Regions from separate parts of the Homo sapiens genome. Here region 1 is linked to region 2. The links are chromatin loops, found by intact Hi-C in ENCODE. Cell type or tissue: mammary epithelial cell. All regions are shown on one strand. Links, peaks and the distances in the headings refer to the core of each region. The heading gives the core; the rest is flanking DNA.

The links. Peaks named below come from ENCODE experiments on the same cell type or tissue, not always from the same donor. Only the 100,000 strongest peaks of a DNase experiment are listed, where the experiment ranks them.
Region 1: it touches region 2 in a loop (3.0-fold over the local background); 1 of 110 quality-filtered maps calls a loop at or near these places.

Annotation. Positions count from the first base shown.
Region 1 is chr20:20,459,595-20,469,856 of GRCh38, reverse strand. All of the region lies in intron 37 of RALGAPA2 (Ral GTPase activating protein catalytic subunit alpha 2), which reads left to right. Among named protein-coding and RNA genes, the nearest start is that of INSM1, 97 kb to the right of the region's middle. RefSeq lists an enhancer at 5,839-5,888. In mammary epithelial cell, for the core only: a CTCF peak has its summit at 4,282; no DNase peak of the experiment used is centred there.
Region 2 is chr20:20,545,291-20,555,552 of GRCh38, reverse strand. RALGAPA2 (Ral GTPase activating protein catalytic subunit alpha 2) reads left to right here. Exons shown (of 40, transcript NM_020343.4): 24 at 8,721-8,849. Among named protein-coding and RNA genes, the nearest start is that of RALGAPA2, 160 kb to the left of the region's middle. RefSeq lists an enhancer at 7,804-7,933. In mammary epithelial cell, for the core only: no CTCF peak of the experiment used is centred there; DNase peaks (open chromatin) are centred at 5,642, 6,162, 6,702 and 7,832; H3K4me3 peaks cover 246 bases; H3K27ac peaks cover 3,015 bases.

The sequences.
Region 1 (10,262 bases), core at 2,100-7,099, 85 kb after region 2:
TCATGGGCAATCAAAGAGCCTATTCCTGTGCCTAGAGGGTTGTAAATGGGAAGCTTGCCACATGTTATGTTTACCATTCCCAAGCCGACTAAAGATTCCAAAATCAAACCGTGGTCAACTGATAGACGTTTCCACAACCATTTGAGCCAAGGTTTTCATTCTTCTCATCAAATAACTTGTTTCAGGGAAAAGGTTGCCACACAATATGCAGTGTGCCCGTTAGGAGGAGTTCACCCTGAATCAAACAGATGGTGGCTTTTTAAAATAAACGTCCACTTCAATAGAACAATAGTCTCAATGGCATTCACCATCTCTACTCGCTGTAACTATCAGCATTTGATGGAGAGAACTGGGCTGCCTAAGAAAAAATAATTTTGTATCTCATTCTTTCACAAGTGAAATGTACTTTCATTTTCAGTTAACATATGTGTTTGATAGTACCAGAGTGTCCCCTCTTAGACCCATGACTTTGGAATCTCATTGCTAAATTCTGCTACGAATTTTCACATCTTCAAAAATGACTCCTCTCCCTAAAGCTATAACAACCTTGTTTCTTTCTTGTTCAGTGGGATCTTTGGTTCTTTTTCCTGGACAGATCTTTATTTTTTCCATTCATCTCCATACATTTCAGAAAATAAGTCAAATGGTACCATGTGTTCTATTTTGCCGGGCAGCACCAGTTAGCATTCGTCAACATTTACAGTGCCCCTGCCATGTGCCAGGCACAGTCGTTGCCGCTAGGAATAGAAATGTGAAGATACTCCAAATGAGGGGCCAATGTTTGTTCATGGACCAGGCTTTGAAAGAGCACATCATATTATCACATTTGAGAATGACAGATGCTTCCATATGGCAGAGTATAGAATACACACACACACACACACACACACACAAACACACACACACACACACACAGGATGGAGGTGATGGAAACATTTAAGGGGCCATGGACGGGGTTCTGAGAGAGAGCAGGGGTCTCGTCGAAGGCAGTGGCAGGGATGATGGATTGGATATCTAGGTAAAGGAGGTGGACTAAGTCAGTGTGGGACCTGCTAGATTTGTGGGGGTGTGGAGAGAATGAGAAGAATAGAACGGTGGTCTCTTGGTGGTATGAGAACAGAATCGCAGACAGAACTCTCTGGGCCATTTGAAGAAATGGCTTGAAAGGAGGGGGCAGAGATAAAGAAAGACGGGAATAGGAGAGAATGGTTTCACAGAAAAGCAGGAAAGAGAGAAATGAAGGGTTAGTTTCAGCAGACTGGCCAAGAAAGAGACATCCTACTGGGTGGTTTTATTCATGACTGGTTCTAGCAGACTCAAGTCTTCACCTGGAGGATTGGGTATAAGAGGACCTAGAACTGAATTACTGCAAGGTAAGATGTTAAAACATATCAGATAGTAGCAGCACCACAAAGAAACACTCCTGAGTGAGGTCAACACGTGCCTGTGAATGAAAAATGCATGGGGAGAGGGGCTGCATTGAAGAGCGGCAGCCAGAATGGAGTTATACCCCCAGATGGGAGGGATGGCCATGCTTTTCTAATCCAAATTTCTAAACAGGCCCAAAGCAAAATATAGCTGTAGTGGGGATTTCTACTACTTGATATCAGCTCTGACATACATTCAACCAAAGGTGACATGTGTTTGATAAATTCCTGGCTGGCAGACAATCTCATCTCTCTTCTGAGAGATGCAAACAAGAGGCACTACTATTTTTGTTTTGGATCCATTTCTTAGTAATTTGAAGGAATGGATTTTTGACGTTGGACGTTGCAAAAAGTAATGAGCTTTCAGTAGAGTTTGTATAAGAATGGGAGGGAAAAAAGAAGAAGAAGAATGGGAAAAAAATGTTGGTAGACCTGTACCCTAGACACTTGGGAAGCACCTTACAAAAAGAAGAGTTCAGAGGAAGAAATAGCATATTCCCCTGGGTGGGCTGAGACTGTAAAAGGGAATGAGGAATTAGAGATTTTTAATAAGGGGATTTTTATTAAAAACTTAAAATTATTCCTCTGAGAAAGAAAAAGGGGAGGCCTGGAGGAGCAACCAATATAGCTGCACAAGGTTGCGTTCTCTGATGCGTTCATAGTTAAAATACTCACATCAAGATTCAAAGAGGAGCTCTTGACTCTGTAAATTAGCAGGTGGGCACTGTTAGCCAGTATCTGAATGACTTCCGTCTTCTCTATCACATCTCCTTCAAATGGGAAGGGACAGAGAAGTGCCTAAGTGGATAAATTAAAACTCAAGTCGCTAAGAATACAATCAATCAATCAATCAATCAATCAATCAATGGCTCTTGCACCTAAGCTCCAGACTGCAGGGCCACGTGTATCTGGCTGTAGAACAAATAATCTCAGAACCACAAGAAATATTTTTTTAGAAATCATGTAGAATAAAGGATGTACCCAAAATTGGAAACAGGAAAATATTTTGTTTTCAAAAAGGATTAAAGGATGAATTTTGGAATGTTGCATGGATCCTTTGTAAAATTATTAGACTAGGTTACTAAATAGCCTGTGAGCCTTCAGAAATGAATATGTTGACAAAGTATCCGGAACACACTTACTGTGTGTTTTATAAGATTACTATTTTCGGAGATTAGAGGAAGCATATACATCTTGATTTTGGTAAAATATAAAATAAAATACTATCATCTGGCAGGTATAAGAGAGAAATATGGGCCCCTGAGAGTTGGGTGATTTCACTGTGACCAAATCTAAAATACATTAATTCATGGGCACCAGTCAGCAAGAAGCTTTGTGTGTCTTGTATGGTTTCGATGCCACAGCTTTGCTGTTAACCCGTCTTCCAGTCAGCAGTTTTTTCAGTAACTTTCATAAAGGTCTAAAACATGTTTATCAAGCCACCATTTGTCAGAAAGCTGAGAGGGTTAACTAATTTGACACGATGCAAAGTCACACATTAGGATTATCTCAACAGATGAGAGACTTCCAGGCCCAAGCCAGCAAGATGAGGTTTAAGAGGGCAAAATGTAACGTTATGTACTGGGCTTTGGATAATCAGCTGCCTGAGTACAGGGTGAGAGTGATGTGGTTTCATAGCAGTCATTGTGAACAATGTCTGAGGATTTCGGTTGGCCACAGATTGGAGATGAGAGATGAGAGTGATGCAACAGCCAGCCACACCAGCATTCTCTTGAGACCTCTGCATAGGAAACATGAGGTCCAGTCACAGGAACTACGGCCTGTGCTCCTGCAGCCTCAGGGAGCATCCAAAGGTGGTGTGCAGCCCTGGGGCCACATTTTAAAAGGGACCTCGACCAACCCAGAGCCAATCCAGAGAAATTGTAACCAAATGGAGAGCCATTAAAACCAAGAAGTAATTGTTTCAGGAGTCTGAGAGGTATTAAAAGAGGATGGCAGTCTGCAGAACTGTGACCAGTGAATAGAAGCAACCAGGAAGCAGCTTTATCTCAGTGTCAAGTCAAACATTCAAAAACCAGAGTGGGCAGACCAGCTGCCAGCACACCAAATCCAGCCCACAGATGGGCTTTGTTTTAACTGCAGTTGTCCTCCTCACATTACCAAAAAACTAAACTAAAAATTGAGTTTGTCAGCCATGCTGAAAAATTGGGAGAGTTTGCATTTTTAAAAAATCTAGACTTTTGACTTCTCCTGAAGAATCAGAATATCTGACCCTATGGGGCCTTCCTTCTACTGACAGCAGTCTCTCCACAGAATATGTGCTGTCACGGTCACCACAGTCCCTCCTGGTGTCTCCCCAGTGCTGAGGCCTGGTGCCAGGCACCACCACCATGGCACCCACCATTTGGTCTCTCTGAGTTGGTGAGAGGGCTAATGGGCCAAGCAGGTAAAACAGTGCCTGTTCCTTGGTGAAAGCCCAGCAAACGTTACCTGCAATTGTTGTATATTATCAGCCTGGCCCTTGCAGATACTGGAGTTTCAAACCTCTGTTGTAAAAATGGAACCACCTAACTGTGGAGTTAGGCCTCAGGAAATATTTACTTTTTTACCATTGTGGGTATTAAAATAAAGGCTGGTAGAATGCTGTTCATTCAGTGCCTTGCAGAAGGTCCTCTTCTGTGTGAAAGGCTGGTTCCCTGGGGTAGGAGCTGCCCTCCACTCTTGGTGCATGGAAATGAGGCCCGTGAGAAGTGCGAAGGTGCAGGAGAAATCTCGAGAGAAGGTGGTACACTCTGCTATTTTTGCTATAGAGTGACATCTCACTGTTAGAAAAAAGACCATCCCTTCAGAAGTTATTCTCAACCTCACAGCCTGTGGAGAAACCAGGCTGATGCTCCCCCTAGGGGAATATCAGGAACAGCCTCATTCTTCCTTCTTTCTCTCTTTCCCCCCTCTCTCAGCTCCATCCCCAGTGGGTCACTGCATCTCACTACCAACCATCATAGGGAGCGTGCTGCTTCCCACTGGGATGACCCCTAACCTGGGAGTCTCCTCTCAGCCACTCTGCTATACCCCACCCTTCACACTGCCCTTGAGGCCCTCCTGTGCCAAGGACCCCTCACCCTCCCATAGTCGTCTCTGCTCTGACTCACTCCTTGCCAGCCTGAACCTCCTCTATCCTCTGTCTCAGATGTGGCACTCTTGCCACAGTGCTGGCTTTCCCAGTGGGGGCCTTGTGTCCATTCTGCTGCTGTCCCCTAGTATGAGAGAGTGTGTGTGTGTGTGTGTGTGTGTGTGTGTGTGTGTGTGTGTGTGTGTGAAGGCCTGCGGGGGGAGGGAAGAAGCTGGAGAGTAATTTGGTAAGAAACATTTTGGAAAACAGAAGCCAAAAGTAAATCATATTTTATAAAATGATACTTTTTCAAAATTGAAGGCCTTAATTGCCTAAGGTGAAATATAGCCTTAGGAATAGAATATGTATGCATATGTATGTATATAAATATACATTAACTCTCTCTTTTCCATTTTTGAATGTTTAGTTTACAGCTGGATCCTGAACACTTAAAATAGCACCTGACACATAGTAGGAACTCAAAAATAGATAGGATTCAAGAGGAAGCAAATAATTTTTACCGAAAAATTGGTTTTTGTGTTTTTTTCTTCTTACTGGGTGTTTTGTGCATATTTTTATTGTGCTCTAAATAATCATTCTAACATTATCACCCCTAAGTTGTTGAAGCACATTTATATGGAAATCTTGGCAATTAGAATGGTAACTTCATATTTGATTTTAAATTAACAGAATCTTATTGAGATCACTATAAAGGAAGTGATCCCATTTTCTTAGAGCCATTAGTTTATTTAGTTGGTTTTTGAAAGAGAGATTGAATTCAAACATTGTTAAAGTCAGAAACCTTGCAGACAAGAAGGAAGTGGGAGGGAAATGTACCATCAAAGCCTTGGCCTCCTGAGAAAGGAGTGACTCTCTAGACCTGGGTCAGAAAGAAGTGTCTGAAAAGGCCTAATTTCATTGTCAGAGTCCATTTATAAATCCTAGGGACCTAGTTGTGGTTTTTTGTTTTTAACTCTTAATTGTATGTAAATTGTATACACATAAATAAAACAGGCTTGTAATGCCTAAAGGAAGCTCTCCATGGCTCTGAGACTGGGAGCGGGCGGGCCTTGGCTGAGCATGCAAATACTGACAGCTGAAGTCACTTGTTGGAAAGTCCGCAAACTCTGGTTACAGCTGCATTTGTCAGTAGCTTTAAGGGAAGTGTAATCAGCCAGAGAGATTAATTTGCATCTCAATTAGAAAAGAGTCTGGAGGAAGCACTAGGGTCTGTTGCGGGAAGGTTGTGGAAGAAATCTCACCAAGCACAAAAGCCTCCTGGCGCTTCGTCCTCCAGCTGAGTGGAGGACAATATCTGAGGTTTCGTTTCCATAGGGACCAGAAGCCTGCTGGGCCCCAGAAGAATCTCGGGTTTGCACCGTAATCATTTGGTCATGATGACACAAATTCCACTGTTGTTCCCAAATACATTTTTGCTATTAGAAAGCTGTTAGAAAAGTGGAAATGGTCATCATATCAAAAGCATGCAAGAGGGTATTTGCTGACCCAACTTACCTTTTTCATAGTGCTGCTAGGATTGCTAAGCATTTAACATTTATTAATGTCTGAGTATTCAAAGAGCAAAAGGTCATTCCATAAATGACAATATTTCTTTAGCATTCAGATGGTTACTTTGGGAATGACAGAGCTTCAAAGGGAGCCATTATTCCTGATTCTTCCACACTTTTCAGCAGTAGGCAAACAAGATTATAAATTTTAAAACACAGGCAAGGAAGAGACATGGAATCTTCTGGCCATGAAGCATAGAAAAAAGTCTGGCCATTACAAGACTTTTTATAATCCTAATGAATCCTAATAAAAATCATAATTTAAAAAAGCACAAAGTAGTCTAAATTTATTAATTTTCCCTTTAAATATTATCTAGTCATTTTCATAGGCTTTGATACTTATATCACACGGCTCCTTTGTTTTCAGAGGAGTTCTTAATATTATCAAAAGCGGGTACAAAGCCTGGTGAGATCTAAAGCTGTCTGAACCGTTTATCCATGCCAAATCACTTACTCAACCAGGAAGGCCCACCCTTGGCATTTTTGGAAGAAGACTTTTATTTCAGGTTTATTTTGTTCTCTCTTAAATAGTTAATTCATTGGCCCCAGCTTCAAAGTGAGAAAACAAACAAAAAACAGTGAGACAGAAAAAAAAAAAACTGAATCCTACATTATAAACTGTTGACTACAAACTGAATTCTTTAACAAAAAAAAAAAAAGTCAGGGTTTTAAGCCCATCCTCCTATTCTGGAAAGGGAAGGGAACAAGTTTCCTAAAGACAATCTCTTCTGGTGCCCACAGACTGAAATAACACATTGCAGTGAGACATCAGAACCTCTTAATCCAACATTAATCAAATTTCAGTTTACTAATTATCAGTCCCATGTTGAAAGGAACAGAATGCCATAAACAGCATCCACAGAACGTTTAGTGGACTCTGGGATTATAAGCAATATTTTGAAAGTGAGACTTTCTGTTATTCAAATCTCTAAAAAGGATAATACATACCTTATTAGAATAAGAGACGCTGCAAAGCCAAAGAAGGACAAAGCAGGCAAGTCCAAATGGTGGTCCCTTCTGTGCAGAGTCTGCCCTGGCGTATACAGTGAGCTCCCAGCAGGTTTCCGTGCTGGAGTAATTTGCAACACACTCAAGTAAATTTTTTAATGAAAGCAGAATACTTTTTTGGTAATCTAGGGGTGAGTACGACCCAAATGCCATCATGTTAGCCTTGAAAGGGTGTCCTTTCTGTTTTACTACTGAGGAATTTTACCACACTCTAAAAGGGGTACTTTGAATTTTGTGCTTCAGATACATTTCTGAGGCCCTGTGCTTTGAAAGCCTTAGATAGAGACCATTGGGGCCAGGGTGGAGGAAGGAAGGATACTGCAGGGTTCTGTGCTGGTGCCCACTCCCTTTTCTCCTCCGTGATGATCAGGTGTCCCGTGTGCCAGCCCTAGGGAGTCCAGATGCACTTTAATGTTTACATTGTGTTTTGCACATGGCTTTAACACATTCAACTTGAGAAGTGCACAGCTGCTTTCGTTTCTAGTAGGATAGCATGTCCCCAAAATGCCACAATATTTTAAATAGCCAACTCTTGGGTGATTTCTCATTATTCCTTAGAAAACCTACACCTGATATTCTGTATGTTCAGATGGTCTTTTTGTAACTCTTTTCATCAGAATCACAAAAATGAAATGCTACAATGTTTAGTGGCTTATGATTTTTATCTTTCCTTAGCTTATTTTTTCTAATGCTTTATTTCGGTCTTCAATCTTCCTCTTTGGTCCTAGGATATAAAAGAGCACAGAATATGTTGTCCCTCTGCCTTGTCCACTTGTTTAAACTCTCCAGCACAAAGCTTTGGTCCTTAATCCAACACCAATGAAGGGGCTGCCTCCTGAAACCTCAGGGTCTGCTTGTCATGGAACAAGCCAGCCCTTAAGATGCCAAGTCCCTTTGGTTCTCCCTTCATTTGCCTATGAAGTGGGATGTGAGTATATCAGTGCATCCCGGCTTTGAGGCAGATGTATGCCTGGAAGTGCAAAGTCTCATACCTCCACAAAGGGTAGGGCAGGCTTGCTGGCTGATGGGATTCTGAATTTATAAGCAGAGTTCCAGAATTCCCCCAGGGCCTACTTTTCAAAGGCAAATTAGTATGTTTGCAACTTGATCCCTGGGCAACTTTTGACAGTTGTTCTAAGAATAATAAAACAGATGGACAGAATAGATTTTGGGGTCTCCATCCAAACTGCCATCCTCAGTGGAATTTAAAGAAGGCGTAGAGCTGATGGAGAGAGCTGCTGCTGCTTACTATCATGCTCTGCCTTTAACATCCAAGAGCCATAGCTTTCTCCCAGAAGATGGCAACTGTCATCACATTACATTTGCCTGCTGAGAGTTCGGCTTAGCTGTGATGTGTGTTTTCTTCCCACTTTTGAAATTAAAAAAATTGAACTCAGTTAAATTGAATTTATACTCCAAAGAAACCAATTTTAATAAGAATATCAGTAAAAATGTAAGTTAGTTTTAAATTTAAGGAGTATTTTCATATAATTTTTAACCCCTATAAAAAGAAGAGCCTCTTTAGAATGTCTCAGAAATACCGTTTACTCATTGATTTAGAAAAATAGAATGTATGCCTCTTTAACAGGATAAACATTCTTTGCTTATAATGACATATGCACATCAGAAGACTACATCAGAAAACAACATCTAAATTATTTGAATAAAAAGAAACAGATTGGTTTTGTACTTATGCTCTATAATTTTGTCAAATGCATATAATTTTTGCAGAAAATTTGACTAAGGAAAGCACTTCACATAAACCACCCCATTTTTTGTAGAATTTTAGCCTAAGTGTGGGTTTCAGCTCAGATTGGGATGAGATGCGCTTTCCTTTTAACTTATATTGGCTTTCTCTGACATAAATTTCCAGACTCTGATTCCACACTCCTTCTCTCTGGATTAATTTGCCCAGTGATCACTTTTTTAGGTCATCAAGATTCAATAAGGTAGCAGGTCAGTCATGCTTTGGAGTTCCAGAGCTGCTGTGTGCTGTCAGAGCTGGTATGCCCATATGTGTGCACGAGCTGAACCGCCAGTTTCCTCAGTGGGTTTGTTATGTAGACCAATTGTTTAACTAAAATGCCCCTGACAATAACTCAGTAGGATAGTAAACATGTTTTGTTTGTTTTTTAATTTAGGGGAAACATAAAGCAATGTAAAACCTTTTTCTACGTCTCATGTTGGGCCGTGTAACTGACACCATAACACTGGACCCTTATGGTCAAGTCTTGGTTCTCAGTGAGAAGAGTTCTTGCACAGAAGAGTTTGGGGATATTCTCTTTCCTTCATGGCAGCAATTTTACTACAAGTGCCAGATAAATTTTAAAGTGTATCTTGTTTATTGTCATGCCCAGCTTAGCAGGTAACATGTCATAGCTGACCTCAGACCTTGGGTTTTGATGTTAGTTTAAATTAAATAATAACTTAGTTTTTGGCTTTGAATACTTTACCTCTGTCAGTTTCCTTACTCTAAAATGAGGAAAATAATCCCTCCAAGACAGATTATTGTAAGGATGTATGGAATGAAGTATATATAAATATGAGACTGAAGAATGAATGAACGGTTGAGCTGATGGATGCAGCAGTGTAGAGGAGGGCCTGGCCCCTCGCTCGTTCTCCCAGCCCCAACTAGAAGAACATCTCAGGGCCCAGACCCTGCCACATGTGCCATGGTAAATCAGGGTGGCCATGCTTCTGTGTTCTTCCTGCAACCAACATCGGTATAGCCGTGGCAAGCACTGTAGAGGGCAGGCAGAGGTGAGTGGCCTCAGGGGGCTTCACAGCCAGGATGGGTTATAACTGTGACATAGGGTAGGATGCAGCCTATGCTCTGGGAGAGGCATGTGGTCAGTGCCCAGTGAGTATTTGTTGAGTCACTGCAACACAAGATACAAGAGAGAGAATCAGTGGGTCATGGGAGCTCGAAGGGAAAAGATTATTTCTAGCTGCTGCTTCAAATAATTCACGTTTTTGTGTACCTCTCATTAGTTATCTCTTCACGTGTGTGTCATCTATAACTTGATAGGTGGGAAATGTCATAACTTTGTTAATTTGTTTGTTTTACAAAAAGATATTCATACGCTGATTATAATTTATTATATTGGTGTCCATGGCCCATTCCAGGGTGCTAAGGCATTTTTTCAGGGCGCAAGGGTCTTGGTGAACAGCATGCTCTTGAGGCTG
Region 2 (10,262 bases), core at 3,191-8,190:
TCCGTGGATCAGAAGACTTAATATTATTAAGATAGCAGTACTCCCCAAACTGACATGTAGATTCCATACAATCCCTATCAAAATTTCAATGGTGGTTTTTGCAGAAATGGAAAAGCTGATCCTAAATTTCACATGGAATTGGAGGGAATCTTGAATAACCAAAGCCATCTAGAAAAGGAACAAAATTAGAGAATTACTAGTTTCCTATTTCAAAAGTTCCTAAAAAGCTAGAGTAATCCAAACAGTGTGGTCCTGGTGAAAGGTTAAACATATAGATCAATGGAATAGAATTAAGAGTCTAGAAGTAAACTCGTAAGCCCATAGTCAGCTGATGTTTTGACAAGGGTGCAAAGACAATTCAGTCGGAAAAGAATAGTCAATTCAACAGGTGATGCTGGGACAACTGGATACTCTCATGCAAATGGATGAAGTTGGACCCCTACCTCACACCATATACACAAATTAACTCAAAATGGTTCTGTGTCCTAAATATGAGAGCTAAAATGGTAAAACTCTTAGAAAGGAAAGGACTAAGTCTCCATGACCTTGAATTTGCCAATAAACTTTTAGATATGAAACCAAATATGCAAGCAACAGAAGAAAAATGGATAAATTATCATTCATCAAAATTAAAATCTTTTGTGCTTCAAAAGATGCTATCAAGCAAGTGAAAATACAACTCACAAAATATTTGAAATTATATATCTGATTAGGGCCTAGTATCTAGAATATATAAAGAAGTCTTACACAGCCAGGCACGGTGGCTCATGCCTGTTATCCCAACACGTTTGGAGGCTGATACAGGTGGATTGCTTGAGGCCAGGGATTTGAGACCTGCCTGGACAACATGGTGAAACCCCACCTCTACCAAAAATATGAAAATTAGCCAGCCTTATAACCTAGTCTCAAAAATAAACAAAGAAATGAAAATTTAAAAAATTAAAGAAGTCTTATAACTTAGCAACAAAAAGACAGCCCAAATAAAAAATGGGTGAAAGACATAGACTTAAACTTCTCCAGAGAAGATATAAAAATGGCCAAGAAGAACATGAAAAGATACTCAGCATCATTATTCACCAGAGAAATTCATATCAAAACCAGTCACCAAAAGGTAGAAACAGCTTAAATGCCCATCAACTGATGAAAAGACGAACAAAACATCATGTATCAATACAATGGAATATTAATTTGAAGGAATTAAGTATTATTAACTAAGAAGGAATAAAGTATTATGTGCCACAACGTGGATGAACCTTGAAAACATGTTAAGTAAAAGAAACCATACACAAAATGCCATATATATAGTAAGATTCCATATGCTGAAATATCCAGGGTAGGCAGATTCATGGAGACAGAAAGTAGACTAGTAGTTGCCAGTTACTGGGTATATGAGAAATGGGAAATAGTTGCTTCATTTTGGTATAGGCTTCATTTTGAGGTAATGAAAATGCTCCCAAATTAAATAGTGGCTACGGTTGCACAATTCTGTGAATACACTAAAAACTACTGAATTGTACACTTTATAGGGTGAATTTCATTATATATGAATATATATCTTGAAGCTGTTACCAAGAGAAGGAGGCAGTTTAGACAGATTAGTGAGTTATCAACTTCATTATAAAATAAAATTCATGTACATTGTTCCTTAAATAAGTAAATCTATATACCACATTTTCTGAAGCAGAACAGTCCATCTTCATCTGTTTAAAGGCCAGCCAAGTTTTTCTTTGTAGATAAGCAGTTATAAAAAATATTCAAGGTTCTCCTTTTGGGCTTGAGCATCACAGTGCCTTTTTCTGCCATCTGTCCACTTGTTCTGTCACTCCTGAAATCTTGATGCTGTGCAAATGCTCAGAACAGCTCCTGTGGCCTCAGGAGTTTGTTGCATGTTTCCCATTCCCTAAAGCATGCTGCTGTCAAGGACATTCAGTGTCTTCTTCATGGCAGTTCTGCTGGTGAGAAGTTCTAGGTATTGTGTTTTGTTTTGTTTTGTTTTTTTTTAAGATAGATTCGCTCTCTGTTGCCTGGGCTGGAATGCAGTCTTACAATTACAGCTCATTGCAGCCTTGATGTCCCAGGCTCAAGCGATCCTCCCATCTCATCTTCCCAAGTAGCCAGGACCACAGGAGTGTACCACCACACCTGGCTAATTTTTTTATTTTTTGTAGAGGCAGCGTCTTGATATGTCACCCAGGCTGGTTTTGAACTCCTGGGCTCAAGTGATCCTCCCGCCTTGGCTTCCTAAAGTGCTAGAATTATAGGTATGAGCCACCATGCCCTGCCACTAGGCAATTTTGATTCTCCAGGTGCAGAACCCAATTACTCTGTCCTGTAATATTTCTCCTGGCTTTCATAACATAGTTGTACTCTAAGAAGTCACATTGTGTACAACACTTGTTAAAATCTCTGCTTTTTTCCCAGACAGATGTACCAAGTTAACCATTTTAACACATAATGTAAAGCACATACCACATATTTGGCCCCAGTCATGAAAGTAATTTTCAGCTTTGTCCTGCTGTCTTATTCTCAGTGACTTTTCTGGAAATGAAGTATTGGCGCCGTGCTCTGCTGTGTTTTTTGTTTTGTTTTGTTTTGTTTTGTTTTGTTTTTAAAGGGCCGTGTTGATTTGATTTATTTTTTAATCATCAGAAGCCAGGTAGCAGCTTGTAGTATGTAAAGTATGTCCTTGTGCCCTAAGCTGAAGGAGCAGAGACCCACTAGCAGAAATGAGAGAATCAGGCCTTGGAGCTTTGAGGTCTCTTCAAATCTGGTCTTCTGGTAACTAAAAATTTCTCGTCACTCAGCATTTCTGAACTTCAGCAGGTGGGCAATAACTAATACTTAAAAATATGTCCACAAGTACTGCAGGATCGTGGCTGTCTTCTCCATTGTTAAAGTTTAAATTATATTCATATATAGTATGAATGTATTCCTCTGCATTCACATTTTTTATAATTAATTATCCAAGTATAGAATGAATCATATCTTTTTGTTAGCCAGATTACTGGGATAAACAGATCCCAACCTTCCCCTCTTTACCAAATAAAAGAGCTTCCTATAGAATTTCCTAGGTAAAAGACAGGCATCTTCTCTAAAAAACAGTGATGAATTCATCTAACTGTGTAGTGTTTAGTTTTCTTTAAGTAAAAAGTTAAATGAGGAATTGAGTGATTTTTCATATGCAGATTTTATTTCTTGATGATTGTGTCTGGCCTCGTGGAGGGACGGAGTGACTTTAGGTGGAATAACTGGATCTGTTTGCTCTTGAGAAGCAGGCGCAAGTCCACGAAGGAAAGGCAGGGAGACAGATGGCTGGCTATTGTGTTACAACCATCATCTGCTGGGCCCTGAGCAAATATTAAGTGAATAATATATATGTAATTGGTGTGAAAGTACAGTTGCAACATTTCTAATATGGTTTGGAGGATGGCTACTTCTTGAACATTTGTGTTTTATAGAATGCTATGTTGAAATGTTTTTGTTTTTAGGGTTAAACCATTTTAAACTGCTTTAAAGTGAACATTTTCCCCCATTTTGACACCACTGTGCAATATTTTGAATTGAAATGGCCTGTAATCGCCCTTTTTTATTTTCCATAACAACATGAGCACTAAATTATAGCTGTGCAATTATGTAAACAATGGAAATGCTTCCAGAACGAATCCTTCCTTTTAAATTTTCATTTTGTGTAATTGTTGGAAGGTTTGGAGCCATAATAAACAAAATTATTTTACACATTTATCGCTCTAAAGGTCAATTATAAGGGAACGAAAGAAACAACACTATGCAAAATGAATAAACCAATTTCTGTTGCCATCACCATATGTTTTTCTTATCACTTATGGTTTTTCCAGTTACTGTGTACATAGCATTCAATTAAAGCGATTCATTTACCAGGCTGAATATGGTTTGTGTTTATAGAACTGTGCTTTGGAGGAGAGGAAACAACACGCCTCTATTTGAATTACCTGATTTTTTGCAAGATCAGTGATAAGAGACAGATGTTCTCACCAGTTACTTTCTCATAACCAGAATCTTTTGATAAGCTACAGATTCACAATTATCATCTTAGTGATCTTTTCACACTCAGTGTATAGTATTCACTTGGACTTTTAACCAGAGCAAGAGAAAAATACTAGTTTGGTGATCTGTTCACTATATTGCAACATTTTGCAGGATGAATTTTAATTTCTTTGAACAAAAGCTTGTGAAAGATCTTTGTCTACGTGTCATATGTTCAACTCTCAAGAATAAACCTCATTTTATTTTAGATTCCATATATCATTGAGCCTATTGTTTAGTTTGTGGTTTAGTCTATTTAACGTGTGAAAAAGAAACTAATTCTTGCTATAAAACTAACTTGAACTTCTTTGTATTAAGTTCTAGAACTCCTTAGAAAAATGAATCCTAGAAAATCTAAAATGATAATTTTCCTGTTTTTCTTTCAGTATTTGCCTTGTAAAACACTATGGCTAATTGCCGTAAAGCTTTGTTAAGGGTGTTGCTTGAAAGCACTAATTTCTAGAGCTTTTGAATTTCTGGGGTAATGTGCGATCTAAGAGGCTTGTTTGTGTGCCACCTTTGAAATGTCTTAAACTATTCTTTCTGTAGATCAGCAAAATAATAGTTCACTGAATTATACAAACTACACCTATAAAGTAAATTTTACAAAGTAAAACTCTTCAGAGTCCTTCTCTTTTTGAAAAATAATTATTTACTTGCTATTCTACTTACTTCTTTATGGCTCTTTTCATTTTACAAAGGCATATGTTCTTATCTCCTATCCCATTACATACAGCTCCGTAAGGGAGTATCATTTCATTTTACGGAAGAGAAGCATGAAGCTCTGGGTATGACATGATCTGCCCACAGTCACACAAGGCTTTGGACCTAGGCCTCATGGCTCAAGTTCTAGAGTTCTTTTCACCACGTCAGAGTGCAGGGCCGTTTCTCACTAGCCATCTCAGTGGAGGCAGCGCTGAATAGCATTGAATCACACAGTAGAAAGGATGGCCCCTTTCCTCCTCTCTGCAGGTCCTTGTGATACTGTTAGGTAGGCCAGCTGGAGTTGAGAGAAGTTATTCTTTCACACCACCCTGACATTGCATTCTGTGCTTATATTCAACAAGGAGAGCTGCTCTCAGACCCAGAGTCTTCATCAGAGGATGGTATTTTTAGCAAAAATTTAGCAGCATTGATTACTGTCATTGTATTACTTGAGTTACTTTTTACTTATGAGAAAGGATACACATAAATTTTTCAGAATAATTGGGCCATTATTCTAAGCGAAGTAACTCGGGAATGGAAAACCAAACATTGTATGTTCTCACTCATAAGTGGGAGCTAAGTTCTGAGTACGCAGAGGCATAAGAATAATACAGTGGACTTTGGGGACTTGGGGGAAAGGGTGGAAGGGGATGAGGGATAAAAGACTACAAATTGGGTATAGTGCTTACTGCTTGGGTGATGGGTGCATCAAAATCTCACAAATCACCACTAAAGAACTTACTCATCTGACCAAATAGCGCCTGTTCCCCAAAAACCTATGGAAATAAAAAAATTAAAACATGAGTCACTTTGAAAAACCTGTTAGGCAAGTAATGTTCACTTTGGACAGGGAGATGGCAAAAGGCATGAGGATTGCACATGAATGACTCATGTCTGAGAGCATCATTCTTTCCCATGTATATATAAAGCCCTGGAGGCTGTGAGGAAGGTTTCAGATTTTTATTATATTTTTCAAAGACTTCTGTTATAGCTGTGTCTTAATGTATGGTGGGGATGGTGAAAGAAGGATTCTACTGAGTTAGAAATGAGTGGGGCATTTTGTGGATGTCCCACTATTGAGAATATGCAGCGGCTCTTCTTTGAGTACCACGTGGTTATTCCTAATTTTAAAATGTTATCACAAAGATACAGTCTTCGAGTTGTTCCACTTCAGTGTGGAGAAGCAACGGAAGCAGGCATATGGCCATAATTTGGCTGACTGGTCATATAGTTCCCTCTTTAACCCCCCCATTTACCCTCCCCCAGTGCTGTCTTTGGCGACTTCACACAGGCGCTGTGTCTCCTCAGGGCGCTGTCTTACGTGGGTGGCAGGGTAGGGTAGGCTAGCCATCTGTTATTTTGCCCTCTCTTTCCAACCTTCTTGCTCATAGTAGCAGGTTCCGTTGAAGTGATTGGCTGAGGTCCAGGGGGTGAGGGAGCCATGTGACTTTATCTCAGCTACATGCCTATCTGCTGTCTTTAGCATCAGTATAGCAACTTAGTCATATTTTTTGAATGCCCCATTTTACAGATTGTTGCCTTTACACATACAAATCTTACAATGCAAAATGGATTCATTTACAAATTGTGGTATTAGCTTGTTAAAGGATTTAGTTCATAATTCCCATAAATTTAGCCTAGAAAAGCATTTTTTAATTAAAACTCTAAATTCCAGTGGTGAAAAGGGGCTTATTTGATTCAAGTATGTGCTAAAGATTTTTAAAGCCCACAAGCTTCAAGGTTTAGTTCCACATCTCAACAGATGGAATTAACACAAGCATAACAAAGTTAACATCATGGTTGTTTGCATTATTAATCTTCAAATGCATGGCATTCTGCTACCTTGCTAGCCAGGTTTGCACGAATCCTTTCATTGCAACATATGTCAACAGAAATGTGCTTCCATCTGCTGCCGGATAGCTTGATGCCTGATATTCCGAGACAAGTCCCAGCACAATGAGTACCTCTGTGAGTAATTACAGGTGTGTGCTGAGGAGCCTAGGGCATTAATCAGAGGCTTAATTATGAAAAAGGTGGATCTTTTGTTCCACTCTTGGATCCTGAGTTTACCACACACTTTCTAAACTGCAGCATCCATCTGCTCGGTCCCTTAGAATGTTTGCCTTGACTGATATGGACCTTAAAGTGTATCAAAGGACGTGATTAAAGCAGGCTTAAACATTAACCTGGAAGAAGCATGGTTCATGTTTTTTTTTCTTCCTTCCTTCCTTTTTCACTTATCTATTTATCTGTTTATTTCTGATGTAGGAAAAAAGTCTGCTGAAATGCTAAAACTTTAAATTAGTACTTGCTAAACTATTTACCATATGTGAACTCTACTGAATTAAGCATTATACAGTAATTTTAAGAATGTAAATATCAAGATTTGTAGAAACTAAGACCCATGTAAAGAAAAAAAAGTCTTAGGAAAAATGGTTTGTGAACACATACAAAGTTTTTTAGGAAGATAAGTTGTTAAATGAGGTAATTTTTATTATGACAGACTGAACATGTTAGAATTTAGCATGTTACTACTGCTTTGCTCTAATGTGATACTGATAGAATTAAATCAGGATTATTTTTAAGGATTTTTTAGATAACCATACTGAAATCTAAGAAAAGAAACTAGGATTTTGTGTGTGTGTGTGTGTGTGTGTGTGGAGATTTTGCTTCTTACTCTTATATTGAGACTATAATAGGTTGTATAACTATAAGTCACGTTACTATAGTATAGTCATGTAACATTTCAGTCAGTGGCAGACCACATATATGATGGTGGTCCTATAAGATTATAGTGCTGTGTTTTTACTGAACCTTTTCTGTGCTAGATGTGGTTTGATATGCAGACAATTTCCATTGTGTTACAATTGCCTACACTATTCGGTATAGTAACATGTTGTGCACATTTGTATCCTGGATGTGTAGTAGGCATCTACCATCTAGGTTTGTGTAAGTCACTCTATGATGTTCACAAGATGATCATAGATTGCCTAACAGCACATTTCTTAGAATGTATCCTCATCATAAAGCGACACGACTGTACTTCAGTGTGTGTTTTGATTAATGTACATGGCCAACAGCTGCATAAGTTTGTGGTTTGTGGTTTTCTTACTAATTCCTGTTACACACACACACACACAAACACGCTTGCACAGATGGCTTCAGAGATGTGGCCTGGCCATGGATGGCATGAATGCTGTCCAGTGGTGGACCCCTGATCTGCCACAGGCAAGAATTAGATATCTGCTTCAGACCAGAGCTGGGGGGTGAGGGGCCATCCAGCCATCAATGAGAGGCCATTACACACACAGGAACACAAGATGTCTGGGGCAGATGATGCTCTTCACACTGCACTCTGTGCAAAAGGCTACTGTTGCACTTTGTACTTGCACTGAGATCACACATATACTCAGAGCCATGCTGTTTCCCTGACCTTAGCATTTCACTGATTACAACGTCACCTTAGCACTCTGCATATTCCCATTTCTGAACACGTAAAACTATCTGAAGAGTGAAATTTTCCATGTCTTTGCCTACTTTAAGATATTTTAATGTAACTGTGCTTTAACTGTGGCCAATTGAAAGCTAAAGACAGGACATTTGTTTTAGTGATAGATATTTGAAGGTTTTAATTACATATTTACCTCATTACTCCTGTAGCTTGTCCAAGGAGCCTACCTTTACACGGAAGACAGATGAAATGTCTAGTCTCAGAGCCATGATTTAGATTTTGGATAATTCATCTTACAGCTTGGGGTCTCCAATCTTACCTTTAAAATGGGTACAGTAATCCTTGGAGTAACTCTGTTTCCAATATCCCTTTCACTGAAAATTTTCTGTAATCTGTGCTCTCTTGGATTATTATACAGTGGTCATATGTACCACTACAAACACTACTTTGGAATTTTGTGTTTGAACATTACGATTGTGTTTTTTCTTATCTTCCCTTTTAGGATATCTTAAATACGATCATAAGGCACTGTCCACCCCGCTTTTTCTCCCTGGGTTTTCCTGGCTTCTCAATGCTGGTGGGGGACTTCATCACGGCCGCTGCCAGGGTCCTTAGCACAGACATTTTGACGGTGAGTATGACAATGCTCAGCATCCCAGCTCCCAAGAGGCTTCACAATCGCTAACAAGGTTCAGATTTCTCCACTCTTAACAGGTGTTGACTCATTAGTGCAATGTGAAACTGGGCTCTCAGGGTAGATACCCTGGCAGCTGATGTGTGAAATTGTAGGATAAGATGACACACTGGTTTTGGAAAGGCGTTTCATCAAAAGGCCAAAGTGTGAGAAATCATATCCTCACTAATATTTCAGCACATTTACACAGTCAGAAGCAGGACTTGTCTCTTAGAATATTATTAGCATTTTCCAGTAAATGGTGACACAGACATAAATGTCTAAAATAGAGAGTTTTAAAATGTACATTAGCAGTAAGTTTTTTTTTGTTTTTAAATTAAGTCTTGGTTATTATAAGTCTCATAGAAAATATTTTCTTAAAATGTTAGAACAGTAAAGTCTTAACTAGAAGTAAATATGTATTCTCTTAATAACATGCCAGAATACTTTGGCAGAATTTTTGTAATAAAAAATTAGAAGTGGACTAAATGATCAGTAAGGGCTACAAAAAAATTATTTTTACTCTCTACATTTACCTCTACTACTAAGGCAGTATCTTTTCTTTTCTTTTTTTGTTGTTGTTTTTCAAGAGATAGGGTCCCATTCATTCTCTGCCCAGGCTGAAGCGCACTGGTGCTGTCATGCCTAGCTCACTGTAACCTCAAACTCCTGAGCTCAAGTGATCCTCCCACCTCAGCCTCCTGAGTAGTTAGGACTGCAGGTACACGCCATTATGCCTGGCTGATTTTTAAATTTTTTGTAGAGATTGGAGTCCCTCCATGTTGCCCAGATTGGTCTCAAACTCCTAGCCTTAAATGATCCTCCTGCCTCAGCCTCCAAAATGTTAGGATTACAGGTGTGAGCCACTGCACATGGCCAAAGCAATATCTTAATGCCTTTTTGAGAGAATACTGTTATACATTTAAAGTTAAAGGGCCTTTTCCATTTGTGCTCTATAAGCTGTTATATATTCAGAGTTATCTTTGCCCCTTCAAATGGTATAAATAAAATTAGCTTTACTATTTGCTAAGCATTGGTGTCGAAATCAGTGTTGCCATCCAACAACCTAAATCTTGTTTGATATGAGATTACTTTTTCACTTATTTCTTCTTTGCAGGGTAAATTCAAACTTCAAGCCCTTGGTTTTAAATTAAATTGTTTAAAATACTTCCTGTAGCTGGTATTTCATGTTGGCGCTTTCACACACTAACTTTTTCTTATAAAGATAAATTAGAAAACAAAGAGAAGTGAAAAGAGACAGGAGCAAAAGAGAAGAAAGGTAAAAGAGAAGAAGAGGCCAGGCATGGTGGCGTATGTATAGTCACAGCTATAGGAGACTCAGGAAGCCAAGGTGGGAGAATCACTTGAGAT